Regions from separate parts of the Homo sapiens genome. Here region 1 is linked to region 2. A link is an interaction called in ENCODE POLR2A ChIA-PET data of the cell type or tissue named here. Cell type or tissue: GM12878. All regions are shown on one strand. Each heading gives the region's core, and the rest is flanking DNA. Links, peaks and the distances in the headings are about the cores only. Region 1 overlaps SMAP1 (small ArfGAP 1). Region 2 overlaps SDHAF4 (succinate dehydrogenase complex assembly factor 4).

Region 1 (10,720 bases), core at 6,303-10,302, 130 kb before region 2:
GCTATTTTCGTTATAGTTAATAAGTCTCACGAAATCTGACGGGTTTATCAGGGGTTCCCACTTTTGCTTCTTCCTCATTTTCTTTTGCTGCTGCCATGTAAGAAGTGCCTTTCACTTCCGACCATGATTCCGTGATTCTGAGGCCTCCCCAGCCATGTGGAACTGTAAGTCCAATTAAACCACTTTTTCTTCCCAGGCTCAGTTATGTCTTTATCAGCAGCATGAAAACAGATTAATACAGTAAATTGGTACCAGGAGAGTGGGGCGTTACTGAAAAGATACCCAAAAATGTGGAAGCAACTTTGGAAATGGGGAACAGACAGAGGATGGGACAGTTTGGAAGGCTCAGAAGACAAGAAAATGTGGGAAAGTTTGGAACCTCCTAGAGACTTGTTGAATGGCTTTGCCCAAAATGCTGATAGCGATATAGACAATAAGGTCCAGGCTGTAGTGGTCTCAGATGGAGATGAGGAACTTGTTGGGAACTGGAGTAAGGTGACTCTTGTTATGTTTTAGCATAGAGATTGGCAGCATTTTGCCCCTGCCCTAGAGGTTTGTGGAACTTTGAACTTGAGAAAGACAATTTAGGGTATCTGGCGGAAAAAATTTCTAAGCAGCAAAGCATTCAAGAGGTGATTTGGGTTGTGTTAAAGGCATTCAGTTTTATAAGGGAAGCAGAGCATAAAAGTTTGGAAAAAACTTTGCAGCCTGACTATGCGATAGAAAAGAAAAACCCATTTTCTAGGGAGAAATTCAAGCCGGCTGCAGAAATTTGCATAAGTAGCAAGGAGCCTAATTTGCATAAGTAGCAAGAAGCCTACAAATCATTTTCATAGAACAAGTCCTTTTCTCTCTAACCCCAAACTTTTCTTGCTAATTTCACCTACTACTGTTAAGAGTTCATAAGATATCAAGATATTAATCCCCGTGACCATGGGGAAAATGTCTCCAGGCCATGTCAGAGACCTTCACAGCAGCCCCTCCCATCACAGGTGCGGAGGCCCAGGAGGAAAAAGTGGTTTCATGGGCCGGGCCCAGGGTCCCCATGCTGTGTGCAGCCTAGGGACTTGGTGCCCTGTGTCCCAGCCTCTCCGCTCCAGCCATGGCTGAAAGGAGCCAATGGCTTCAGAGGGTGGAAGCCCCAAACCTTGGCAGCTTCCATGTGGTGTTAAGCCTGCAGGGAAACAGATGTCAAGAACTGAGGTTTGGAAACCTCCTCCTAGATTTTAGAAGATGTATGGAAACGCCTGGATGCCCAGGCACAAGTTTGCTGCAGGGGCAGGGTCCTCATGGAGAACCTCTGCTAGGGCATTGTGGTAGGGAAATGTGGGGTCAGAGCCCCCACACAGAGTCCCTACTGGGGCACCACCTAGTGGAGCTGTGAGAAGAGGGCCACCATCCTCCAGATCCCAGAATGGTAGATCCACTAACAGCCTGCACTATGTGCCCAGAAAAGCCACAGATGCTAAACACCAGCCCATGAAAGCAGCCGGGAAGGAGGCTGTACCCTGCAAAACCACAGGGGCAGAGCCGCCCAAGACCATGGGAACCCACCTCTTGAATCAGCATAACCTCGATGCAAGACCTGCACTCATGGAGATCATTTTGGAGGCTTAAAATTTGACTGCTCTGCTGGATTTTGGACTTGCATGGGCCCTGTAACCCCTTTGTTTTGGCCAATTTCTCCCATCTGGAATGGCTATATTTACCCAATACCTGTACCCCCATTGTATCTGGGAAGTAACTACCTTGCTTTTGATTTTATTTTACATGCTCATAGGCAAAAGGGACTTGCCTTGTCTCAGATGAGAATTTGGACTGTGGACTTTTTGGTTAATGCTGAAATGAGTTACAACTCTGGGGGACTGTTGGGAAGGCATGATTAGTCTTGAAATGTGAGGACATACAATTTGGGAGTGACCAGGGGCAGAATGATATGGTTTGGCTGCATCCCCATCTAAATCTCAACTTGAATTGTATCTGCCAGAATTCCCACATGTTGTAGGAGGGACCCAGAGCAAGATAATTGAACCATGGGGGCTAGTCTTTCCCACGCTATTCTCATTATAGTTAATAAGTCTCATGAGATCTGATGGGTTTATGAGGGGTTTCCACTTTTGCTTCTTCCTCATTTTCTCTTGCTGCCACCATGTAAGAAGTGCCTTTTGCCTCCCACCATGATTCTAAGGCCTCCCCGACCATATGAACTGTAAGTCCAGTTAAACCTCTTTTTCTTCCCAGTCTCGGGTACGTCTTTAACAGCAGCGTGAAAACCGACTGATACAGGAGACAAACGCTGAAATATTCAGGGATATAGGAGCATTTTGGCTATAAGTTCAGGGGGGAAATGGGTGTGTTTGTACACATATATAAAGGACAAAGAGAATAAGTGTGGTAAAATGTTACCATTTGAATCTGGATGGGAGATTCAAGGGTGGATGAGAGAACTGTATTAATAATTTCCTTCATTTCATTCTTGCTTCCATTTGTAAAAATGAATAAAAAATGAAAATACTTGTGTATAACCATTCAATGACAATAATAATAAAAAGAATTTTTTAAAAAAGTATCCCTGTATCCACACTATGAAGATCAGTTTCTTCATTTGAAAATACAAATACCACCATCTACTACATTCAGGTAACTGCTATGAATACCAAACGACAAAGTACATATAATGAAAGCACTCTATAACTACAAATCATTTTTCATAGAACAAGTACTTTTCTCTGTATCCCATACTTTTCCTTGCTAATTTCACCTGCTACTGTTAAAGAGTCCATAAGATATCAAACCTTTAACTCCAAAAATCTACATTTCTTTAGTCATGCAATTCCACTGATTATATATGTTATAAAATAGTTTTTAAATGTTTTTATAATAATCTTTTTAAGGTGAAATCACACATTAAAAATACACATTAATTATTAGATACTTGTCAAGATGAGAAAAACAAGAAAGGACTTTTTAAAATAAGAAAATGTGGCATATCTCTAGTCTTCATCCCTTCTCCAAGCAACACTTTTTTTTTTTTTTTTTTTTTTTGAGATGGAGTCTTACACTGTCACCCAGGCTGGAGTGAAGTGGTACAATCTCAGCTCACTGCAACCTCTACTTCCCGGTTCAAGGGATTTTCCTGCCTCAGCCTCCCAAGTAGCTGGGATTACAGGTGCCCGCCACCACGCCCAGCTAATTGTTTGTATTTTTAGCAGAGACGGGATTGGATCATGTTGGCCAGGCTGGTCTCCAACTCCTGACCTTGTGATTCACCCGCCTTGGCCTCCCATAGTGCTGGGATTATAGGTATGAGCCACCATGCTCAGCCCCAAGCATCGCATTCTTATAACCAACTTGGATAATGCCAATTAAATATGTCCAAGATGGAATTCATTTTTCCTTTCAGCCCTTCCCTCTCTCTTCCTCCCTCCAACATTGCTTTTTCACATTCCCCCAACTTAGTTGGTGATGTAAGGGGAGAAATAAAAATGTCATTCTTGCTCCTCTCTTTCTTTCATTATCCTTAACCATTTAATCAAGCAAACATCTTGATTATTTTATCTTCTCTTTTCAAATTCATGACTTTACCCTCATCCCAGCTGGACCTCTGCCCCAGTTCAGGATCTCATTAGCTACAATGTCCTCCTGGTTCCAAACACTGCTTCTCAGATTCATTAACCCATTAGATAAAATTTAATTTAATATGCATACGTACACATGTGTGCATGCCTGGTTGCCAGTAAACAATAAAATTTTTTAAGTCGGAAGGGGAAAAAAAAACACCAAAAAAATTGGAAGGGGAGCTTGTGGAGCTTGTGGGGAGGATGGAATATTAATAAAATAGTCATTTTATTTTAGTCATTGCTTCTATAACAATCTGCTCTGTGAAAACCGGCAAGTGATAATTCATCTAACTTTTTCCTTTCCCAATGAACAACACTAAAATAGATATATAAGATAAACTTCCTGAAATTCAATATATTATTTTCTCATCATCAAGTATTTAATCTTCTAAGAGAATATACCCAGGAAAAAGGAGAACCAATTCTTAAAGATGCCATGCTAGTAAAATGTAATGTTTTTAAAAACACTCCTGGTTCTATTTGAATGGCATAACCAGAAACAAAACCACCTAAAAATGTGATCTGAAAATGTGTTAGCAGTGACATCAGCAAGATGATGGAAAAGGAAGCCCGTAGCTTTACTTCCTCCCACAGAAGTACTGAATAAACATGTATACACAGATCAATTTCCTCTGAGAGAAAGCCAGAAACTGGCCGACAGTCTCCTATACATGGGGCAACTGAGAAAACATCCACATCCAAACAGGTAGAAAAAGTTTAGACACACTTGCACACAAACCCCTCCCTGTGCACTGTGCCAAACAATCAAGAAGGAATCCCCAATACCCAGCTTCTAACTAAGGAGTGAAGGGTTGGACCGTGCGTGTAAGTGACCCAACTTTTGCAGTTCTCTTAGAGGATTTGGCTCCTAAATCACCTAGCCCTAAGAGCAAGAGTGTCTTGGTATTCGTGAGTTTTCCTGAACTGTGGACAACAAAGAGACAGTGCAGCCTAAATAAGTGTGCAGGCATCTGCCACAGATCCTCTCTCCAGCTTAGTGTGGAATGAATGAGAGATAAGCTCTGGCTCTCAGCTTCTCCCTAAAGATAGAATGAACTGCAACACACTTCTAACACACCAATCTTCCCACCTGCATCTCAAGAAACTAGCTTCTAATTCATCTGGCAGAACTTGGCACACCCTAATTACTGGAGACCACTAAGAAAGAACAAAGAGTGTAGTTTGGACAAACAAAAAGATTTTAGAGGTACCTAGAAACTCTGGCTGGCCTAACTGGTAAGAATCATCTCCTACACAACACCAGTCTCACAAGACTAGTAGAGGCAGTAGTCTTATCTAATGCACAGAAGCCAAACCAAGAGTGAGGGCAATAAAGAAACAGAGAAATATGTTCCAGATAAAAGAACCAGGTAAATTTTCAGAAACTGACCCTAAGGAAATGATGATATGCAATTTACCCAACAAGGAATTTTAAAAAATGGTCATAAAGATGATCACTGAGCTCAACAGAGCAATGCATAAACAAACTGAGAACTCAACAAAGTGACAGAACATATTTTGAAAGCACCAAACAGAAATTATACAAATGAAAAATATAATAACTGAACCAAAAAGTCAAAAGATGGGTCCAGTAACAGACTAGATCAAGCAGAAGAAAAGATCAGTGAACTCCAAGACAGGTCACTGGAAATCATCCAATCTGAAAAGCAAAAATAACAAAGAATGAAAAAGAGTAAAGACAGCTTAAGGCAGGAGCCTCCAACCCCCAAGCCACAGACCAATACAGATACTGGTCTGTGGCCTATTAGGAACAAGACCACACAGCAGGAGGTGAGTGGTGGGCAAGTGAGCAAAGCTGAGCTCCACCACCCCTCAGATAGGCAGTGGCATCAGATTCTCATAAAAGCACAAACTCTGTTGTGAACTGCACATGCAAGGGATCCAGGGCACATGCTCCTTATGAGAATCTAATGCCTGTCACTGTCTCCCATCACCCCCAGATGGGACCATATAGCTGCAGGAAAACAAGCTCAGGGCTCCCACTGATTTTACATTATGGTGAGTATATAATAATAATAGAAATAAAGTGCACAATACATGCATGTTTACAGCAGCACAATTCCCAATTGCAAAAATGTGGATCAAATGCCCATCAACAAGTAGATAACTGTGGTATGTATCTGTATGATGGAATACAACTAAGCCATAGAAAGGAATGAATTAATGGCATTCTCAGCAACCTGGATGGGATTGGAGACCATTTTTCTAAGTGAAGTAATTCAGGAATGGAAAACCAAACATCATTATGTTCTCACTCATAAGTGGGAGCTAAGCTATAAAGATTCAAAGGCTTAAGAATGATACAATGGACTTTGGGGACTGGGGGAAAAGGGTGGAAAGCGGGTGAGGGATAAAATACTACAAATTGGGTTTAGTGCTCGAGTGATGACAGCACACCAAAATCTTACAAATCACCACTAAAGAACTTACTCATGTAACCAAATACCACTTGTTCCCCCAAAACCTATGGAAATAAAAAATAAAATAAAATAGAAATAAAGTGCACAATAAATGTAATGCACTTGAATCATCCCAAAACCCTCCACCTCTCCCACCTACCCTACTCCACCATCCCAAGTCCATGGAAAAACTGTCTTCCACAAGACCAGTCGCTGGTGCCAAAAAAGTTGGGGACTGCTGACTTAAGGGACTTAAGTGAAGCCATCACAATATAGGCATTATCAGAGTTGCAGAAGAGAGAAAGAAAGGGACTAAAAACACATTCAAAGACATAATGGCTGAAAACTTCCCATGCCTGGGAAAGAAAATACAAATCCAGATTCAGGTAGCCCAAATGATACCAAATAGGATTAATCCAAAGAAACCCACACAGGCTAGGTGCAGTGGCTCATGCCCATAATCCCAACACTTTGGGAGGCCAAGACAGGTGGACTGAGCCCAGGAGTTTGAGACCAGCCTGGGCAACATGGAAAAACTCTGTCTCCACACAAAATACAAAATTAGCCAGGCATGCTGGCAAGTGCTTGTGGTCCCAGAAACTAGGGGTACTGAGGCAGGAGGTCCTGAGCCTAGGGAGGTCAAGGCTACAGTGAGCCATGATCACACCACTGCACTCCAGCCTGGGCAACACTATAAGACCATGTCTCCAAAAAAAAAAAAGGAAAAAAAAAAAAAAAGAAACCCACACAGAGACAATACATTATCATCAAATTGTCAAAAATTAAAGACAGAGAGGATTTTGAAAGCAGCAAGAAAGAAGCAACTTGCTAAGTACAGGGGACTCTCTATTTCTTATTAGATTTTTCAGCAGAAACCTTGCAGGCTGAAGGGAATAGAATTATATATGCAAAGTGCAGAAAGAAAAAAAAATTGTCAGCCAAGAATACTATACCCAGCAATCCTGTCCTTTAAAGCTGAAGGGGAGATAAAGGTGTTCTCAAACCAATAAAAGCCAAGGTACTTTATCCACTATTCCTGCCTTGCAAGCATGCTAAAGGTAGTTATTCAAGTTGAAATGAAAAGATGCAAAACAACAACATAATGTTTTTTTTGTTTTTTATACCAAAAAAAGTACAAAACTTGTTAGTAAAGTTAAATATACGGGCAAAATAAAAAGAATATTTTATTACTATAACAGTGGTGTGAAGTTAATTATAATCCCAGTACAAAACCTAAAAGATAAAAGTACTAAAAACAACTCTAACGAAATTATCTTAAATACATAATACAATAGATCTAAATTGTAACTCAATAACATATAATTTGAGGGTAAGAAAGGTAAAAATGAGTGCTCCTGCATGGAAAAGAAGTTAAGCTGTTATCAGCTTAACACAGATAATTACAAGATATTTTATATAAGCCTTCTGGTAACTACAAAAAAAACACCTATAGAAGTTACACAAAGAATCACAGCATTACAAAAAGCAACAAGACGACAATAGGAGAGAAAAAGGAGGACAAAACAACTACAAAACAAACAGAAAACAGTTAACAAAACAGCAACGGTAAATCTTTCCTTGTCAATAATTACTTTAAATGTAAATGGACTAAACTCTCCAATAAAAAGATAAAGCAGCTAAATGAATTTAAAAAAAAAAGATCCAACTATACATTGTCTACAAGAAACTAACTTTAGATTCAAGGACACACATACGTGGAAAGTGAAGGAATAGAAAAGAATAGTCCATGCAAATGGTACCCAAAAGAGTGGCCATATTTGCATCGAAGTACACTGTAAGTCAAAAACTGTCTCTAGAGACAAAAAAAGGTCATTACACAATGACAAAAGGATCAATTCAACAAGAAGATATAACAATTGTAAACAAATACACACCCAACATCAGAGCACCCAAGTATATAAAGCAAATACTGACAGAACTGAAAGAAGAAACTGATAGCAATACAGTAATAGTAGGTGACTTCAGTACCCCATTTTCAACAATAGATAGGACATCCAGACAAAAAAATTAATAAAGAAACGGGGCTTGAACAACACTACACACCAAATAAACTTGACAAGCCTATACAGAACGTTCTACTCAACAGAAGAATATACATTCTTTTCAAGTGTACATAAAATATTTTCCAGGACAGATCACATTAGGTCACAAAACAAGTCTAAACAAATTTAAGAAGTTCAAAATAATATCATCAAATACCTTGTCCAACAACAATGGAATTGAACTAGATAACAAGAAGAACATGGAAAATTCACAAATACTAAATAACGCACTATTGAACAACCACTAGGTCAAACAGTAAGTCAAAAGAGAATTTTTTAAATATCTCAGGATAAACAAAAACAAAAAGAGAACAAACCAAAACTTACGTGATACAGCAAAAGCAGTAATAAGAGGAAATTTTGTAGTGATAAATGTCTGCATTAAAAAAAATCTCAAAATAAACAACCTAACTATACACCTCAAGGAGCTAGAATAAGAACAGACTTAACCCAAAGTTAGCAGAAGAAAGAAAGTAAAAAAACACAGATAAATCAAATAAAGCATAGAAAAACCACAGGAAAAAAAATCAACAAAACTAAGAGTTGGTTGTTGAGAAAATAAAACTGACAAACTCCCAGGTAGTCTAAGAGAAAGAGAGAGAAGACTAAAAATCAGAAATGAAAGAGGAAGCATTACAAAGGATGTCTCTGAAATATAAAAAAATCACAGGATGGGTGCAGTGGCTCACACCTGTAATTCCAGCACTTTGGGAGGCCGAGGTGGGTGGATCATTTGAGGTCAGGAGTTCAAGACCAGCCTGACCAACATGGTGAAACCCCATCTCTACTAAAAATACAAAAAATGAGCCAGGTGTGGTGGCACATGCCTGTAATCTCAGCTACTCAGGAGGCTGAGGAAAGAATCACTTGAACCCGGAAGGCAGAGGTTGCAGTGAACCATGATTGTGCCACTGCACTCCAGCCTAGGTGACAGAGTGAGATTCTGTCTCAAAAAAAAAAAAAAGAAAAGAAAAAAAGAAAAAAGAAAAGAAAAGAAAAGCAATAAAAAAAAATAAGGAACTACTTATAAACAACTAGGTGCCAATAAATTGAATAACCTAAAGGAAACAGATAAATTCCTAGGAACATAAAACCTATCAAGACTGAATCAAGAAGAAACAGAATTTCCTCAACAGTCAAATTACAAATAGAGATGAAAGAAGTAATCAATAACCTCTCAACAAAGAAAAATCCAGGACCAGATGGCTTCACAGCTAAATTCTACCAAACACTCAAAGAAGAATTAACACCAATCCTTCTTGAAGTTTTCCAAAAAATAAGTAGAGGGAGTATTTCCAAACTCATAGTATGAAGCCAGTATCACCCTCAGGGTAGTACCAAAGCTGGACAAAGATGCCACAAGGAAAGAAAGCTGTAAGCCAATATCTCTGATGAGCACACATTCAAAAATCTTCAGTAAAATACCAGCAAACCAAATTCAACAACACATTAAAAAGATAATACACTTTGACCAAGTGGGATTTTCCTCTGGGATATAAGGTTGGCTTAACATACACAAATCAATCAAGGTGATTACCCCTCATTAACAGAATGAATGATACAAGCCACATGATCATCTCAATAAATGAACAAAAAAGCATTTGACAAAAGTTCCACATCTTTTCATAATAAAAACTTTCGACAGAATAAGTATAGAAGGAAACTTCCTCAACATAATAAAGGCCATTTATGAAAAACTCAAAGCAAACATAATAATCTGTGGGGGAGAAACTGAAAGCTTTTCTTCCAAGATCTGGTACAAGGAAAGGATATCTATTCTCACCACTTCTATTGAACACAGAATTGGAAATATTAGCAAGAGCAATCCTACAAAAGACATAAACAGCATCCAAATCAGAAAGGAAAAGGTAAAATTATCCTCATTTGCAGATGACGTAATCCTTTATGTAGAAAATACTAATGACTCCATTAAAAATATATACATATTAGGCCAGGTGCGGGTCCCAGCATTTTGAGAGGACGAGGCAGGTGGATCACCTGAGGTCAGGAGTTCGAGACCAGCCTGGCCAACATAGTGAAACCCCATCTCTACTAAAAACACAAAAATTAGCCGGGCATGGTGGCAGGCGCCTGTAATCCCAGATACTCAGGAGGCTAAGGCAGAAGAATCGCTTGAACCTGGGAGGCGGAGGTCACAGTGAGCAGAGATCGCGCCAATGCACTCCAGCCTGGGTGACAAGAGTGAAACTCTGTCTCAAAAAAGAAAAAAAAAAAAAAGAGCTAATAAATTAATTCAGTAAAGTAAAACACAAAATCAACATACAAAAATCAGCTGCATTTATTTATACCAATAGTGATCGATCTGAAAGAGAAAACACAACAAAAGGAATAAAATACAGTCAGGCTCTGCATAATGACCTTTCAATCAATGACAGACCACATTTACAGTAACAGTTCCATGAGATTATTATGGAAATAAAAAATTCCTATTGCCTAGAGACATTGTAATTATTGTGACATCGTAGCACAACAAATTACTAACATGTCTGTGATAATGCTGGTGTAAATAAACCTATTGCACTGCCAGCTGAATAAAAGTATAGCACACACAATTATGTACTTGATAATAAATGACTATGGTACTGGTTTATGTATT
Region 2 (17,349 bases), core at 6,688-10,687:
CTGTTTTTCTCATATTTACCCTCTATACCTACTGTCTTAGTCCATTTTCTGTTGCTTATAAAAGAATAGCTGAAACTAGGTAATTTATTAAAAAATGATTTTTTTTTTTTTTCTGAGATGGAGTTTCACTCTTTTCACCCAGGCTGGAGTGCAATGGTGTGATCTAGGCTCACTGCAACCTCCGCCTCCCGGGTTCAAGTGATTCTCCTGCTTCAGCCTCCCGAGTAGCTGGGATTACAGGTGTGCACCACCACATCTGGCTAATTTTGTATTTTTCATAGAGATGGGGTTCCACCATGTTGTTCAGGCTGGTCTTGAACTTCTGGCCTCAGGTGATATACCCGCCTTGGCCTCCCAAAGTGCTGGGATTATGGGCGTGAGCCATTGCACCCGGCTGAAAAATGGTATTTATTTCTTATGGTTCTGGAGGCTGGGAAGTCCAAGTTCAAGGATGACATGTGGGCCAAGTTCATGGGGTCTCGCTGGTGGAGACTAGACTCTCTATAGAGTCCTGAGGCATCACAGGGTATGAAAAGGTGAGGTGGCCAAATGTGCTAGCTCAGGTGTTTCTACTCTTATAAAGCCACTAATGCCTCACCCTTATGACCTCATTACATCCTAATTACCTCCCAGAGATCCTACCTGTCAAATAGCATAGTTGGATTTCCCATCTCATTAATACTGTTACAATGGGGATAAAGTTTAACACGAGTTTTGGAGGAGACAAACATTCAAACTATAGCATTCTGGCACTGGCACTGGCCTTCCAAAACTAATGTCCTTATCACATACAAATACATTTATTCTATCTTCATAGCCCCAAGGTCTTAACTTATTCCAGCAACAACTCAAAAGTCCAAAGTCTTATCTGTGATCCTGCGAAAACAATTTATCTACTTCCAAGATACAACGGTAGGACAGGCATAGGATACACATTTCCATTCCAAAAGGGAAAAATAGGAGAGCAAAATGGAGTAATCGGCCCCTAACAAGTCAGAAACCCAGCAGGGAAGACATTAAATCTTGAAGCTCAGCCAGGCGCAGTGTCTCACACCTGTAATTCCAGCACTTTGGGAGGCTGAGGTGGGAGGATCCCTTGAGGTCAGGAGTTCAAGACCAGCCTGGCCAACATGGTGAAACCCTGTCTCTATTAAAAATACAAAAAAAATTAGCCAGGCACGGTGGAAGGTGCCTGTAATTCCAGCTACTCAGGAGGCTGAGGCAGGAGAATCACTTGAACCCAGGAGCAGAGGTTGCAGTGAGCCAGGATCATGCCACTGCATTCCAGCCAGAGTGACAGAATGAAGAATGAGACTCCATCACACACACACACAAAAAAAAACCCTTGAAGCTGGAAAATAATCTCTTTTGACTCCATGCTGGCATCCTGTGAACACTGAGGTAGGGAGTGGGTCTCCAAAACATTGGGCAATCTCATGCCTATGGCTTTGCTTGCTGTAGTCCACATGGCTACTCTCACAGGTTGGAGTCAGGTGCCTGCAGCTTTTCCAGGCTGGTGTTGCATACTGGTAGCTCTACAGTTCTGAGGTCCCAGGGTGGTCCTGCCCCTGCGGCTCCAGAGTGCACTGCTCTGTTGGGAACTTTCTGCAGCAGCTCTGGTCCCACATTTCCACTCAGCATTGCCCTAGCAGAGGGGTTCTCTGCAGTGGTTGTGCCCTTGCAGTAAGTCTCTGCGTGGGCCCACAAGCTGTCTGATACATCCTTTGAAATCTAGGTGGAAGCTGCTATGCCTCACAGCTCTTGCTGTGTGCCTGCAGAATAAGCAGCATGTGCAGGTCGCCAAGGCTCACTGCTTGTGCCCTCTGGAGTGGGGGCATGAGCAGCATCTGAGACCACTTGCATCACTGGACAGTGCTGCCAAGATTTACAACTTGGACCTTTTGGAGTGGCAGGTCGAGCCACACTGGGGACCACCTGAGCTAGAGCTGCTTGAGCAGCCAGAATGCCCAGGAGTAGAGGTCCAAGGCAGCCCGGGGCAGCAAGCCCTTAGAGAGTGCCCTGGGCCTGTCCCTTTAAACCATTCTGCCATTTTAGGCCTCTGGGCCTGTGATGGGAGGGGCAGCTTCAAAGATTTCTGAAATGCCTTTGGGATCTTTCTCCCATTGTCCTGATGAATCTCTGGCTCCTTTCTAGCCATATTAATCTCTTTAGCAAACAGTGCCTTGGTCATACGCTTGGTTTCCTCTGCTGAAAAAACTCTTTCATTCTCTACCACATGTCTAGGCTTAGAATTTCCCAAATCTTTCTGCTTTGCTTCCCTTTTGATTATGATTTCTGTCTTTAAGTAACTTATTCCTTTTTGCAGTTCAATGTAAGTGGTTAAAAGTAGCCATGCAATAGCCTAAATGCTTTGCTGCTTAGATATTTCTTCCGTCAAATATTCTAATTCATCATTCTTAAGTTCAGCATTCCTTGGAATTGGTAGCTGGGAGTAGGGTGTTGCTATAAAACACCCAGCCTTGGGCCTGGACACAATCCAGCCAAATTCTTTGCCACTTTCTAAGAAAGGCTTTTACTCCAGTTTCCAACACTTTGATCTTCAGTTCCATCTGAAACCTCATCAGAATGGCCTTTACTGTCCATATTTCTATCAGCATTCTGGTCACGACCACTTAAGTAATCTCTAGGAAGTTCTAAACTTTCCCTAGTCTTCTTGTCTTCTAATCCCTAATCAGAATCTAGGCTTTTTCCACCCTGCTCCTCCAAACTCTTCCAATCTTTGCCCATTATCCAGTTCCCATGCGGCTTCCACATTTTCAGGTAACTTTATACCAACACCTCACTCCCAGTGCCAGTTTTCTTAGCCCAAGTTGCTATAACTAAATACCTGATACTGGGTAATTTTGAAAGAAAAGACGTTTATTTCTTATGGTTTTGGAGGCTAGAAAGTCCAAGGTCAAGGGGCACATCTGGCCAGGGCCTTGAAGCTAGTGAAAGCTCTCTGCAGAGTCCTGAGGCAGCGCAGGGCATCACATGGCAAGTTGGCTGAGTGGGCTCAGATGCTAACATGCCAGCTTAAGTCTCTCTTCCTCTTCTCATAAAGCACCAGCTCCACTTCCATGATAACCCATTTGTCCATTAACCCATAAATGAATTAATCTTCATGAGGGCTCTGCCCTCGTAAAGGCCAATCACCTCTTAAAGGTCCCACCTCTCACTACTGAGACATTGGGGATTAAGTTTCAACATAAGTTTTGGAGGCGACAAATTTTCCAACCATAGCACCTCTGTGAATTTTATGTTCCACAAACTAATGTATATACTTCAGTTCACTCATGTAAATAATCACTATTTTCAACTAATGACATTTTAAATGTTGTACTCATATAAAACAATTTCAAGTATTTCAAATTTCATTTTTAAAAATCTTTCCTCCCACTGGCCGGGCGCGGTGGCTCACACCTGGCCCAGCACTTTGGGAGGCTGAGGCGGGCAGATCACGAGATCAGGAGATCGAGACTATCCTGGCTAACACGATGAAACCCCGTCTCTACAAAAATACAAAAATTAGCTGGGCGTGGTGGCGAGTGCCTGTAGTCCCAGCTACTCGGGAGGGTGAGGCAGGAGAATCGCTTGAACCAGGGAGTCAGAGGTTGCAGTGAGTGGAGATTGTGCCACTGTAGTCCAGCCTGGGGACAGAGCAAAAAAAAAAAAAAAAAAAAAAAAAAAAATCTTTCCTCTCACAACGCCTAGAGACTTGGAAAAATACATTCATAATTTAAAGAGAGTTAACACTTACTGAGAAGTATGTACTATACTACACACTGCTCTAAGTGGCTAACATGTTGTGTTGGCTAATTTTATGTGTCAACTTGAGTAGGCCACAGGGTACCAGTTTAAACATTGTTTCTGGATGTGTCTGTAGGGGTGTTTCTGAATGAGATTAGCATTGGAACTGGTGAACTCAGTAGACTGTCCTTCCCAATGTATTCGGGCATTATCTAATACACTGAAGGCCTGAATAGGACAAAAGGTAGAGGGAAGAATTCACTCCTTTTTTCTTGCCTCACTGCTTGAGCTAGGACATCTCTTCTCATCTTCTTTGCCCTCAGACTGGATTTATATCATAATTCCCCTGCTTCTCAGGCCTTTGGACTCAGACTGATTCACACCACTGGCTTTTTTGGGTCTTCAGGTGTTCAGCTTGCAGATGGCATTATCATGGGACTTCTCAGCCTCTAGAACTGCATGAACCAATTCCACATAATCTCTCTCTCTCCTATTGAAGAGCCCTGACTAATACATGTTATTTATTCATTTAATCTTCTCAACTTCCCTGTGAAGTGAAAGTGAGACAGGAATAATATAGGGTGATCACAGAAGAGCAGAAAATTCCAGGCAGCAGTTTTACATGATTAGCAAAAAGGAAATTGTTGAAATGGCTGCATAACCTAGGGGCTGATAAGATCCTGAAAAACCAGGGTGTGAGTCAAGTTGGCTAAGACTGACTGGACCCAGCATGGCACTGGATATGACCTAGGTTTCACCTAGGACCTCATTATATGCTCATTAACATACTAAAGCACACACAGACAGTGCCATGACTATTCTGGGAACACCTGTATTTGGTGTAAAAGTTGGTGGCACCACAATTCCAAGAAATCTTCACCTTTTTCCAGGAATCTTCATGAATATTCCACCTCTTGGTTATAGAAACCCATAAAGGTAGAAGCCCTAAACTCCACTGAGTCACTCTCTCTTGAGTATGCCCACACTCCCCTTTCTTGAATGTGTGCTTTTCTTTTCTTTGCTTTTTATTTTTTTTTTTGAGACAGGGTCTTGCTCTGTCACCCAGGCTGGAGTGCAGTGGCACAATCTTGGCTCACTACAACCTCTGCCTCCCCGGTTCAAGTGATTCTCCTGCCTCAGCCTCCCAAGTAGCTGGGATTACAGGCCTGCACCACCACGCCCAGCTAGTTTTTGTATTTTTAGTAGAGACGGGGTTTTGCCATGTTGGCCAGGCTGGTCTCGAACTCCTGACCTCAAGTGATTGACCCGCCTTGGTCTCTCAAAGTGCTGGGATTACAGGCATCGAATATGTACTTTTTACTTTGCAATAAATCTCAGTACTTTCCCTATTTTCTGACTTGTCTTTGAATTTCTTCTCATGATGGTATCAAGAGCCTGGACATCAGCTGGAATTAAGGTCCCACCAGTGTTTGGGGACCTCCTGCAGCCCACCAGTATCAAAAGTATTATTATCTCCAACTTACACATAAGGATATTGAAGCACAGAGAAGTTAAATAAGTTATCCAAGGTCACATAGGTAGTAAGAAGTAGAGTCAGAATTTGAACCCAAGTGATTGGGTAATTAATTAAGTCACTGGCTCCAAGTTAAAGATTTTCTGTTATTATTGTGGCCTTCTCAAACTATAATGTATTATTTAACTCACATGTTAAAAGCCACTATCCCCTAGCACGCAGCAACACAATCATTTTTTAAAAATTATTTTATTTATGTATGCATTTTATAAGCAACTGATTAATTTAAACTGAAAAATGATGAAGTAAAGGCCTACAGCTCTAAGAATCATTTCTAGGCTGGGCGTGGTGGCTCACACCTGCAATCCCAGCACTTTGGGAGGCTGAGGCAGGTGGATCAACTGAGGTCAGGAGTTCGAGACCAGCCTGGCTAACATGGTGAAACCTTGTCTTTACTAAAAATACAAAAATTAGCCAGGCGCAATGGTGGGTGTCTGTAATCCCAGCTACTCAGGAGGCTGAGGCAGGAGAATTGCTTGAACCTGGCGGGGCGGAAGTTGCAGTGAGTTGGGATAGTGCCACTCCACTCCAGCCTGGGTGAGAGAGAGAGACTCTGTCTCAAAAAAACAAGAATCATTTCTATACTCATTAAATTAATATATGTTAATGAAAAAATATTTTCCCTTTCCTATCTTTTTTTTTGAGACGGAGTTTCGCTCTTGTTGCCCAGGCTGGAGTGCAATGGCGCGACCTCAGCTCACCGCAACCTCCACCTCCTGGGTTTAAGCCATTCTCCTGCCTCAGCCTCCAGAGTAGTTGGGATTACAGGTGCATGCCACCACGCCTGGCTAATTTTGTATTTTTAGTAAAGGCGAGATTTCTCCATATTGGTCAGGCTGGTCTCCCTTTCCTAATTTACAGCAGCATATTTTCTTCCAAAGCCATCATATATATATATATTTAAACACATTATACAAACTACACGACATAAAGGATATAAAGAAAGAAAATAATCAGAAATAAGTTAATTCAGATGTACATATTCAGAAAACAATATTGAAGTTAAAGAATATGCGACTTAAAAATCAATACAGCGTCCTTTTCGTTCCCAATCTCCATATCGGGTAGGTTCTGGGCCCCTGGGTCCACCTTTTTCTTTGGTCACTGGATTAACATCATCTGGAAATTCTAAGGAAAACGAGATATAAATAAAGCAGTTAATGGAGGCAGGAAAGGCCTTATAGTCAATTTAATTCAATTAATTTATTTATTTATTATTTTTTGAGACAGAGTCTCCCTCTGTTGCCCAGGCTGGATTGCAGTGGCGTGATCTGGGCTCACTGCAACCTCTGCCTTCTGGGTTCAAGTGATTTTCCTGCCTCAGCCTCCTGAGTAGCTGGGATTACACGCACATGCCACCACGCCCAACTAATTTTTGTATTTTTAGTAGAGAAGGGGTTTCACCATGTTGGCCAGGATGGCTCAAACTCCTGACCTCAAGTGTTCTGCCTGCCTCGGCCTCCCAAAGTGCTGGGATTACAGGCGTGAGCCGCCGAGACCAGCCTATGGTCAATTTTAAAGACAGCGTTGCTGATAGGCTAGATCTTACCAACCTGGTTACCATGCAGTCTTTAAAAGAACTGTAAATGTGATTCTTTTTCCTGAGTTTGAGAAGAGAATACAGAGTACAAATTCATAAGACTTGAAAGGTCTTGAAATAAGATTACTTTGAAGGAGTCACTTTGACTTAATGCCACAGTTTTCTGACCAGTAAAATGGAGAGAACAATCATACTTCTCTCACTGTGTTGTTAATTAAACAAGGTAATACATGTAAAGGGTTTAGCGTGGTGCCAGGTACATAGGAATGTCAATTAATCTTAGCTAGAGAATTACTGTTCCTCATCATAGGGTTTTGGCTTCAGCAACTGGTTGGCTGGTACTGCCATTTATAATCATAATAGTAATTATTATTCTTAGTACTATGTGTTCATAGTAGGAATCCCCATCACAAGCCAGGCTCAATTCTCAGCACTTTATGTATGCTAATCCATTTACTCTTCCTAACAATCCTATGGGACAAGAACAATTATTGTTCCAACTTTATAGATGAAGAAAATGAGCCACAAAGGGTTAAGAAAGTTGCTCCGTATCACATAGCTTCTAAGTGATAAAACTGAGTTCAAATTCAGACATCCTGGCTGCAGTCTTGTTCTCAGCCCATACACTGCACTGCTCTGTATATGGAAAAAACAGGAGAGGAACCAACTATTAGACAGAGCGCTAATTCTTTGTTTTGTTTTGTTTTTTAAGATGGAGCCTAGCTCTGTTGCCCTGCTGGAGTAGTGGAGTGGCGTGATCTCAGCTCACTGCAGCCTCAGCCTCCTGGGTTCAAGCAATTCTCCTGCCTCAGCCTCCCAAGTAGCTGGGACTACAGGCGCACACCACTATGTGCCTGGCTAATAATTGTACTTTTAGTAGAGATGGGGTTTCACTATGTTGGCCAGGCTGGTCTCAAACTCCTGACCCCAAATGATCCACCCACCTTGGCCTCCCAAAGTGCTGGGATTACAGGCGTGAGCCACTGCACCTGACCCCTAATTCTTGTGTGTGTGTGTGTGTGTGTGTGTGTGTGATGGAGTTTCACTCTTATTGCCCAGGCTGGAGTGCAATGGCATGATCTCGGCTCACTGCAACCTCCGCCTCCAGGGTTCAAGTGATTCTCCTGCCTCAGCCTCTCGAGTAGCTGGGATTACAGGTGTGCACCACCATGCCCAGCTAATTTTTTGTATTTTTAGTAGAGATGGGGGTTTTACTTTGTTGACCAGGCTGGTCTTGAACTCCTGACCTCAGGTGATCCACCCGCCTCAGCCTCCCAAAGTGCTGGGGTTACAGGCGTGAGCCACTGTGCCCGGCCGCCTGGCCCCTAATTCTTAAACTGTATCTATTTATTTATTGTGGCCACTCTCCCAATACTTCCCATTCCTTCCCACATTTACATTATCTTCAGCAATTATCAGTAATTTAGTATATTTTTAAAATTTACTTGGATTATTGTCTGTCTCTCCCACTAAAATGTTAAGCTTCATTATGGTATAATTTTTTTGTGTGTTTTATCCATTGCTGTTTCAGTGTTTGGCTCACAGAGGATACTTAATACGTATCATATGAATGAATGAAGAGATTTATTCTCATCCTCATGGCCATCCTGTGGGCAGACAGTTTCATTCATTTATTCCACTATTACTCTGCCAGGCCCTATGCTATGTAAAGGTGGGGTGAGGGACACAGTAGTGACCATGCAATAGAAGGCCCCTTCCCTCACAGGGCTCACAGAGTACTGAAGTAGGCCAAAAAAAAAAAAAAAAAAAAAAAGGCAAACAAATACATACAAGAATAACAAACTCTGGCAAGGCTTGAAAGGGAAAGTGCAAAGTGCCCTATCATCTCAGTTTCTTCTCATAAGCGCATTCTAAGGCAGGTGTTAGGAGGAAACTGAAACCCAGAGAGTAGAAGCCTCTGAGAGCTCCAGTTCAAACCCAGATTTGCTTTATCCAAACCCCATGGTTACTTAGGTCTCTCTTACATTCAATCCCTAGAGAAGTCAGTTATACTCCTGAGACACAGACCAAAAGGCAACTAGACTTTTGGGGGCATGGGTGTCACATTCCCTCAAGGTGGGTATTCTCTGCTGAGGTCATCATCGTAGCTACTTACAGATGTTAAAACCTGTTCTACTGAGGAAGCACATTGCTTGGACTCTGGGAGAAGGTGTAGGGGCCAAGGAAAAACATCCTCCTTGCCCTCTAAAGGTTTGCCAAAAATCAACTGACAAAAGACAGATTAACAGAAGAAAAGGCATACGGCTTTTATTTTATCCTGCATAGCACGGGGAAACTGCAGGAGAATGATTACCCAAACTATATCTCTTTAGAAAACTAAATGATCTTCACCAAAATCATAAAGCCCCTCAGGCAAAAGAAAAAGGATACAGAATTTACCGTGAAAATTTTTCAAATATTCATTCTTTTATTCTTGTTATATTGTGAATAAACTCTCCCCCATACTCATCAGCATTCTGTTTTCAAAATAATTCCATGCTTTACTGCAATGCAAGTTGGCTTTTTCCTACTCCACGAATTCCCTTGAAGGCCTCTCTAACGGAAGTTCTTCTTTCTCACATATCTCTGTGGCTCACTGGATGTCTTAGCTTGAGCTGCCATAACAAAATACCATAGACTAGGTGGAGTAAACAGCAGAAACTTATTTTCTTACAGCTCTGGAGGCTGGTAGGCTGAAATCAGGGTGGTAGCATGGTTGGTTCTCATGAGGGCTTTCTTCCTGGCTTACAGATGGTCGCTTCTTGCTGTGTCCTCACATGGCAGAGAAAGAGAGACAGCAAGCTCTCTGGTATCTCTTCTTATAAGGGCATTATTCCCACCATGAGGAGATTCCCATCAGCTTTATTAAAGTATTGTCTGCTTATAATAAAATTCACCCATTTTAAGTACGCAGTTCAGTGAGTTTTAACAAATGTTGACAGTCATGTAAATAACACAAAGTGTAAAACAGTTCCATCTCTTAAAGAGTTACCTTACTCTCATGATCTAAACCTAATTATCTCCCAAAGGCCCCATCTCCAAATACCATCACCTGGGGGGTTAGAGCTCCAACAGATGAATTTTGGGGGAACATAATTCAGTCCACAGCACTGGGGAAGAAAGAACAGGTCAAGATGTCCCTGCTCCTCACTGCTATTTCCAGCCTCTCATTCTAATGCCACACCTCTATAGCCTTTCCTTTTTGGAATTCTATACCATTTACTTATCCAGTGCTTTTCTCTAGTCTTATAATAAACTCCAAGATTCTTCTGTCTTCTTGCATGGGATCAATATCTGGTTCATAGTTTCATCTCTCTCTCCCCATCATCCCTAATATCAACATCCACATTAGTAAATCATCACACATCGAGGCCACAAAGGTCACCAATCTCTTTCCTGATGACTTTCGTATCTACTTCTGCTGTCCACTGGACTTTATTATTTTTTGAGTATGTTCCTCCTCCAAATCCCACACTCTTTTGAGCACTCTTCTTTCTGACCACACCCTCGTATCTTTCCATGTCTCTTCTTCCTCACATTTGTTAACCTAATTTTTGCCCTTATAATAGCCTGCAGTTTTCTGAAACTTTTTGTTCTCACCATTACCACCCTGGTTCCTGCTCTCAGTGTCCCATTTTAGAACTAATACAACAGAATCCCTCTTCCACATTATACTATGTGAAAGGAACCAGACACCAAAGACTACATACTGTAGAGTTTCATTTATATAAAATCCTAGAAAAAGCAAAACTACAGTGATAGAGAACAGATCAATGGTTGCTGGGAGGAGGTGGGGAGAGGATGAACTGCCTTGTACCTCTTTAGGGGACAGAACTATTTTACACTTTGTGTGGTTTCCATGGCTGTAAACATTTGTTAAAACTCACTAGCCAGGCGTGGTGGCTCATGCCTGTAACCCCAGCACTGTGGGAGGCCGAGGCGAGCGGATCACGAGGTCAGCAGTTCGAGACCAGCCTGGCTAACATGGTGAAACCCCATCTCTACTAAAAATACAAAAATTAACCGGGTGTGGTGGCAGGTGCCTGTAATCCCAGGGAGGCTGAGGAAGGAGACTCGCTTGAACCCGAGGCAGAGGTTGCAGTGAGCCGAGATCATACCACTGCAAGCCAGCCTGGGCAACAGAGCAAGACTCCGTCTCAAACAACAACAACAACAACAACAACAACAACCTCACTCAACTGTATATTTAACATGGGTGAATTTTATCATATGCAGACTATATTTAATAAAGCTAATTAAAACAACCTCTATCCAAATACATTTCCTCACTGCTCACTGCATAAAGCCCTTACACTGTAACCTGGGATTTCAGGCCCTCCCAGATTTGAGCTGAACCTGTGTGTCTAGCTTTATATTCAATTAATCCAAGCCTGTCTAACCCACAGTCCACGGGCTGCATGTGGCCCAGGATGGCTTTGAATGTGGCCCAACACAAATTCATAAACTTTCTTAAAACATTGAGTTTTTTTGTGTGATTTTTGTTTTGTTTTGTTTTTGTTTTTGTTTAGCTCATCAGCTGTTGTTAGTGTATTTTATGTGTGGCCTAAGACAATTCTTCCTCCAATGTGACCCAGGGAAGCCAAGAGATTGGACAACCCTGTATTAATCAAATATATATATAATTTATGCTGAAGCCAAAGAGGCCCATTAGCTGTGTCTTGTAAGTGTTAATGTTCTGCAGCCTCTTTCTCTTTGACCATAGCTTTCTCCAGGTATTTTGAAATGTCTCCTCACCACACCTTATCTACTTATAAAAATTTTACTTTTCCGGCCAGGCATGGTGGCTCACACCTGTAACCTCAGCACTTTGGAAGGCCAAGGCAGGTGGATCACCTGAGGTCAGGAGTTCGAGACCAGCCTGACCAACATGGTGAAACCCCGTTTCTACTAAAAATACAAAAATTAGCCAGGTGTGGTGCCAGACGCCTGTAATCCCAGCTACTCAGGAGGCTGAGGCAGGAGAATCGCTTGAACCCGGGAGGCGGAGGTTGCGGTGAGCTGAAATTGCGCCATTGTCCTCCAGCCTGGGTGACAGAGCGAGACTCCAACTCAAAAAAACAAAAAATTATTTTTCCTTAGACCCCAGCTCAAACGTTATCTCTTTTGTCGACTTTCCTCTGATCTTTTTGTGTATCTCTCATGCTAGTTACCACATGATGTCCTGTTCATCGTTATTTACATTATCTCATCTTCCTTTCTTATTCATCTTTATGTCAAGCAGGGTGCCTAGCTACAAACATTTTCCTTTATGATCTTAATAATGAAATCTACTCTTTTCAAGGAGACAACCTACACAGTTTTCTTAGAATAAAGTACATACTAGAGGCAGGGAGACAAGACTAGAAGGAAGGAAACGAGGAAGCAGAGAGGCTTGTTAGGTGACCAGTGGAGCTAGAGACAGCTTGAATTTGGGCCCTACTGGTAGGATGAGTAAGAGGGAATAAATTTGAGAGATGTTAAAAGGGTAGAAGCAACAGGACTTGGTTAGTGATCAGTCACAGGAGACAGGAAGAGGCAGGAGTGAAAGATTATCCCCAGATTTCGGGCTTGGGTGACTTGGTAGATGGGGTGGACTGGAAATCCCGAAGGAAGAGGAGGATATGAGATCAGGCAGGTGGGAGGGCCGAAGGTGAGTTGGAACAATGGGTACACGATGACTTTAGTTTTAGAAATATTAATTTTGAGACTTCTGGAATGTGCAAAGAAAGATACTCAGGAGGCAAATGGAGACAGGAGAGTGATGCTCAGGAACGAGGTCTGATTAGAGGTATAAATGTATGAATCACCAACACATAGGTGATATTTAAAATCATTTTAAGCCGGGCGTGGTGGCTCATGCCTGTAATCTCAGCATTTTGGGAGGCTGAGGTGGGAAGATCGTTTGAGCCCAGGAGTTCAAGACCAGCCTGGGCAACATACTGAGCTCTATCTCTTAAAGAAACAAATAGAAAAATTAGCCAGGTGTGGTGGTGCGTGCCTGTAGCCCCAGTTACAGGAGAGGCTGAGTAGGGAACCCCAGGAGGTTGAGGGTGCAGTGAGCTGTGATGGCGCCACTGCACTTCAGCCTGGGTGACAGAGTGAGACTCTGCCTCAATCAATCAAATAAATCTAATCATTTTAGGGAAATATGAAATCTCCCTTGGAATACTTAGGGGGCTAAGAACAGAGGCCTGGCAAATACCCACATTTAGGTGTTGGGCGGAGGCAGAGGAGCTCAAAAAGGAGCCCAGGAAGAAACTGGTGAAGAAATAGGGTGAGAAACTAAAGAAAGCATGCCAGGAATGGTGGCTCATACTTGTAATCCCAGCACTTTGGGAGGCCGAGGCAGAAGGACTGCTTGAGCCCAGGAGTTGAGGCCAGCCTGGGTAACATGGCAAGACCTCATCTCTACAAAAAAATTTTTTAAATTAGGTGAGCATGGTGGTATGTGCCTGTGGTCTCACTTACTCAGGAGACTGAGGCAGGAGGACAGTTTGAGCTGGGAAGGTTAAGGCTGCAGTGAGCCATGTGTTCATGCCACTGCACTTTAGCCTGGGCAACAGAGCAAGACCCTGTCTCAACAAAACAAAACAAAACAACACACACACACATACATACACACACAAAAATGAAACTAATGAAAGCATAATGGAAATCAAGGCAGGAGATTTCCAGAAGCAATAGTTAACACTGTCAAAGGTTGTGGATTGTTCAAATAAAACAAGGATTGAAGAGTACCTGCTGTATTTGGTGATGTTTGTCAGAAATTTCTAAGGGATGGTAGGTTCAACATAAACTTGAGTGATACAAGACTTACGTTGAATGCCTACCATTATGTCAAATAGATGATTAGCTTTTGAAAAGTGCAGGTTTTTGCTTTCTTTTTTTTTTACTGTGGTAAAATATATATAACATAATATTTCTCATTTAACCATTTGTAAGTGTACAATTTGGTAGTATTAAATACATTCACTGCCAGACACAGTGGCTCACGCCTGTAATCCCAGCACTTTGGGAGGCCGAGGGGGGTTGGTCACTTGAGGTCAGGAGTTCAAGACCAGCCTGGCCAACATGGTGAAACCCCCATCTCTACTAAAAATACAACAATGAGCCAGTGTGGTGGTGTGCCTGTAATCCCAGCTACTCGGGAGGCTGAGACAGGAGTATTACATGAACCTGGGAGGCGGAGGTTGCAGTGAGCCGAGAGTGTGCCACTGCACTCCAGCCTAGGTGAAAGAGTGAGACTCCATTTCAAAAACAAAAACAACAACAAAAATATATTCACAAGGTTGTACAACCATCACCACTATCTATACCTAAAACATTTTCATCATCCCCACAATGAACTCTGTACCCACTAAACAATGACTTCTCCCTTAGTCCCCGGAGTCCCTGATAGCCTCTATTCTACTTTCTGTCTCTATGAATTTGCCTATTCTAGGTACCTTATATAAGTGGAATCATATATTTGCCCTTCTGGGTCCAGCTTATTTCACTAAACATAATGTTTTCAAGGTCCATCCATGTTGTAGCATATATTAAAATTTAATTGCTTTTTATGACTGAATAGTTTTCCACCGGATGTATATGCCACATTTTGTTTAATGATTCATTTGTTTGTGAACATTGGGTTGTTTCCACCTTTTGGCTACTGTTAATAATACTATGAACATAGTTACAGAGATATCTGTTCAAGTCCCTGCTTTCAATTCCTTTAGATACACACCTAAGAGTGGAACTGCTGGGTCAAACGGTAGTTCTAAGTTTGATTTTTTGAGGAACGGCCATACTGTTTTCCACAGTGGCTGCAACATTTTACATTCCCAGCAGAAATGCCTGAGGGTTTCAATTTCTCCACATCCTTCCCAACACTTGTTATTTTCCATTTTTTTCTATTATAGCCATCCTAGTGGGTATGAAGTAGTATCTCATAGTTTTGATTTGCATTTCCCTAATGATAATGATGCTGATGCTGAGCATCTTTTCATGTGTTTGTTGGCCATTTGTACATTTGTATACCTTCTCTGGAGAAATGTCTACTCAAATACTTTGCTATTTTTTATTTTTATTTTTTGTAGATTACTGGAGTTCTACACACACACACACATACATATAATATACACATATATTTGTTATTTATTTATCATACCTCATTATTCATATAGCAAAATATATAAGTTAAGACTCAAGTGCTTTGCTATTTTTGACTTTTCGTTGAGTTATTGGAGTCCTTTATATATAATATGTGTACATTACATATATAAAGTGGTTATATTTATTATACCTCATTATTCACATAAGATCTTTGATACAAATAACATAACCTTCTTTGATACAAATAACATCATTTATTTGTAACAAAGAAGGTCTCAACTTATATATTTTGTTATGTGAATAATGAGGTATAACAAATAAAACAAACACAATCAAATACCTGTCAGAATCTTGAAAATCTTTTTTATTAAGAAATCTACATGTATCGATGGTCAATATGGTGATTTTACTCATTGTTGAAATATGCTTTATTACTACAGAATTTAAGCAATAACAAATTTCTTTCCTTTCACTCATTTTCTCAATAACTAAAACACTTTCCTTGATACTTCAAAAACTGAGAGGTGCTTTATTATACTTACTTTCCAGTGGTTCTTTCTCTAAATGGGAATCCTCTGGTGCATCAAAACGACCTTCTGGTAACTTCGGCTTCTTAAGGGACTGTTTGACAAGTTCAGACTTTCCTCCTTGAGAAGAACTTGTTTTCCTCAGAGAATGACACAGAAGGGGTGATCCTAGAAGAGTGGAGATAATAGAAAAATAGGAGCTGTTCATTTATTCCACTTTAAACATTTATAAAATTTTATTTATTTGTTTTTAGTTTATACATTCACATTTCTCAAAGTTCAAAAAGTACAAAAGGACGCAGAGTGAAAATTCTTCCTTCCTCTCCAGCCATTTCCCTTCCTGGAAGACCACCAGTTTGAAAAGAAGGGCTATGAAATAAATTAGTTAATTGTTATCAATATTGCAGAAACTTATATTAAAACATTAATTCCTATCTGAAGCAATGCCAAAAAACCAGGAGTTCAAATATTAAGAGTAACTTAGTAGTACAAACTTTTCAATGACAATATTTAGTATTCAAATCTCTAAAAGTCAGAAGTGGCTACATTTAAATCCTAATCAAGGTCCTCTTTTCCTGTCAACTAATTTAAGAATACATCAAGTTGGGCATGGTGGCATGCACCCGTAGTCTCAGTTATGCAGGAGGCTGAAGAGGGAGGATTCCTTGAGCCCAGGAGCTCAATTCTAGTCTGGGTAACATAGTGAGACCATGTCTCTAAAAAAAGATTGTTTTATGGGGAAAGAAGTCCCTATTTGATAAATGGTGCTGGGATAGTTGGCAGCTATGTGCAGAACAATGAAACTGGACCCCTATTTGTCACCACATACAAAAATTAACTCGAGATGGATTAAAGATTTAAATGTAAGACCTCAAACTGTAAGAATCCTAGAAGAAAACCTCGGAAACACTCTTCTGGACATTGGTCTTGGGAAATAATTTATGACTAAGTCCTCAAAAGCAACTGCAACAACAACAACAACAACAAATTGACAAATGGGACTTAATTAAACTAAAAAGCTTTTGTAGAGCAAAAGAAACGCTCAACAGAGTAAACATACAACCTACAGGATGGGAGAAAATATTTGCAAACTACACATCTGAGAAAAGTCTCATATCCAGAATCTATAAGGAACTTAAACAACTCAACAAGCAAACAACAACCGCACTAAAAAATGGACAACAGACATGAAGAGACACTTCTCAAAAGAAGACATATAAGCGGCCAACAAACATATTAAAAAATGCTCCACATCACGAATTGGTAGATAAATGCAAATTAAACTCATAATGAGAGACCATGTCACATCAGTCAGAATGGCTATTATTAAAAAGTTAAAAAACAACAGATGCTGGTGAGGCTGTAGAGAAGAGGGAATGCGTATACACTGCTAGTGGGAATGTATCTTAGTTCAGCCACTGTGGAAAACAGTTTGGAGATTTCTCAAAGTACTTAAAACAGAACTATCATTTGACCCAGCAATCCTGTTACTGGTATATACCCAAAAGAAAACTACTCATTTTTCACACCAGAAAGACACATGCGCTTGCATGTTCACTGCAGCACTATTCACAATAGCAAAGACATGGAATCAACCTAGGTGCTCATCAATGGTGGACTGGATAAAGAAAATGTGGTACATATATACCATGGAATACTATGCAACCATAAAAATAATGAAATCATGTCCTTTGCTGCAACATGGATGCAGCTGGAGGCCATTATTCTAAGTGAACTAATGCAGGAACAGAAAACCAAATATTGCATATTCTCACATATAATTTTCTAATTCTATAGAGTGAAACACTGGATACTCAAGAACATAAAGAAGGCAACAATACAAACTGGGTACGACTGTCAGGGAGGGAAGAAGGGGATGCAAGGGTTGAAAAACTAACTTTTAG

Evidence for each region. Peaks named below come from ENCODE experiments on the same cell type or tissue, not always from the same donor. Only the 100,000 strongest peaks of a DNase experiment are listed, where the experiment ranks them.
Region 1: POLR2A ChIA-PET joins it to region 2 with 8 read pairs; 1 of 35 experiments calls an interaction of 5 or more read pairs at or near these places.

Annotation. Positions count from the first base shown.
Region 1 is chr6:70,711,145-70,721,864 of GRCh38, reverse strand. All of the region lies in intron 1 of SMAP1 (small ArfGAP 1), which reads right to left. Among named protein-coding and RNA genes, the nearest start is that of SMAP1, 49 kb to the right of the region's middle. RefSeq lists an enhancer at 8,618-8,667. In GM12878, for the core only: no CTCF peak of the experiment used is centred there; a DNase peak (open chromatin) is centred at 8,734; H3K4me3 peaks cover 395 bases.
Region 2 is chr6:70,577,678-70,595,026 of GRCh38, reverse strand. It overlaps SDHAF4 (succinate dehydrogenase complex assembly factor 4), which reads right to left. Exons shown (of 3, transcript NM_145267.3): 2 at 15,461-15,613; 3 at 5,458-6,412. The coding sequence ends at 6,303. Among named protein-coding and RNA genes, the nearest start is that of SDHAF4, 19 kb to the right of the region's middle. In GM12878, for the core only: no CTCF peak of the experiment used is centred there; a DNase peak (open chromatin) is centred at 8,687; H3K27ac peaks cover 731 bases.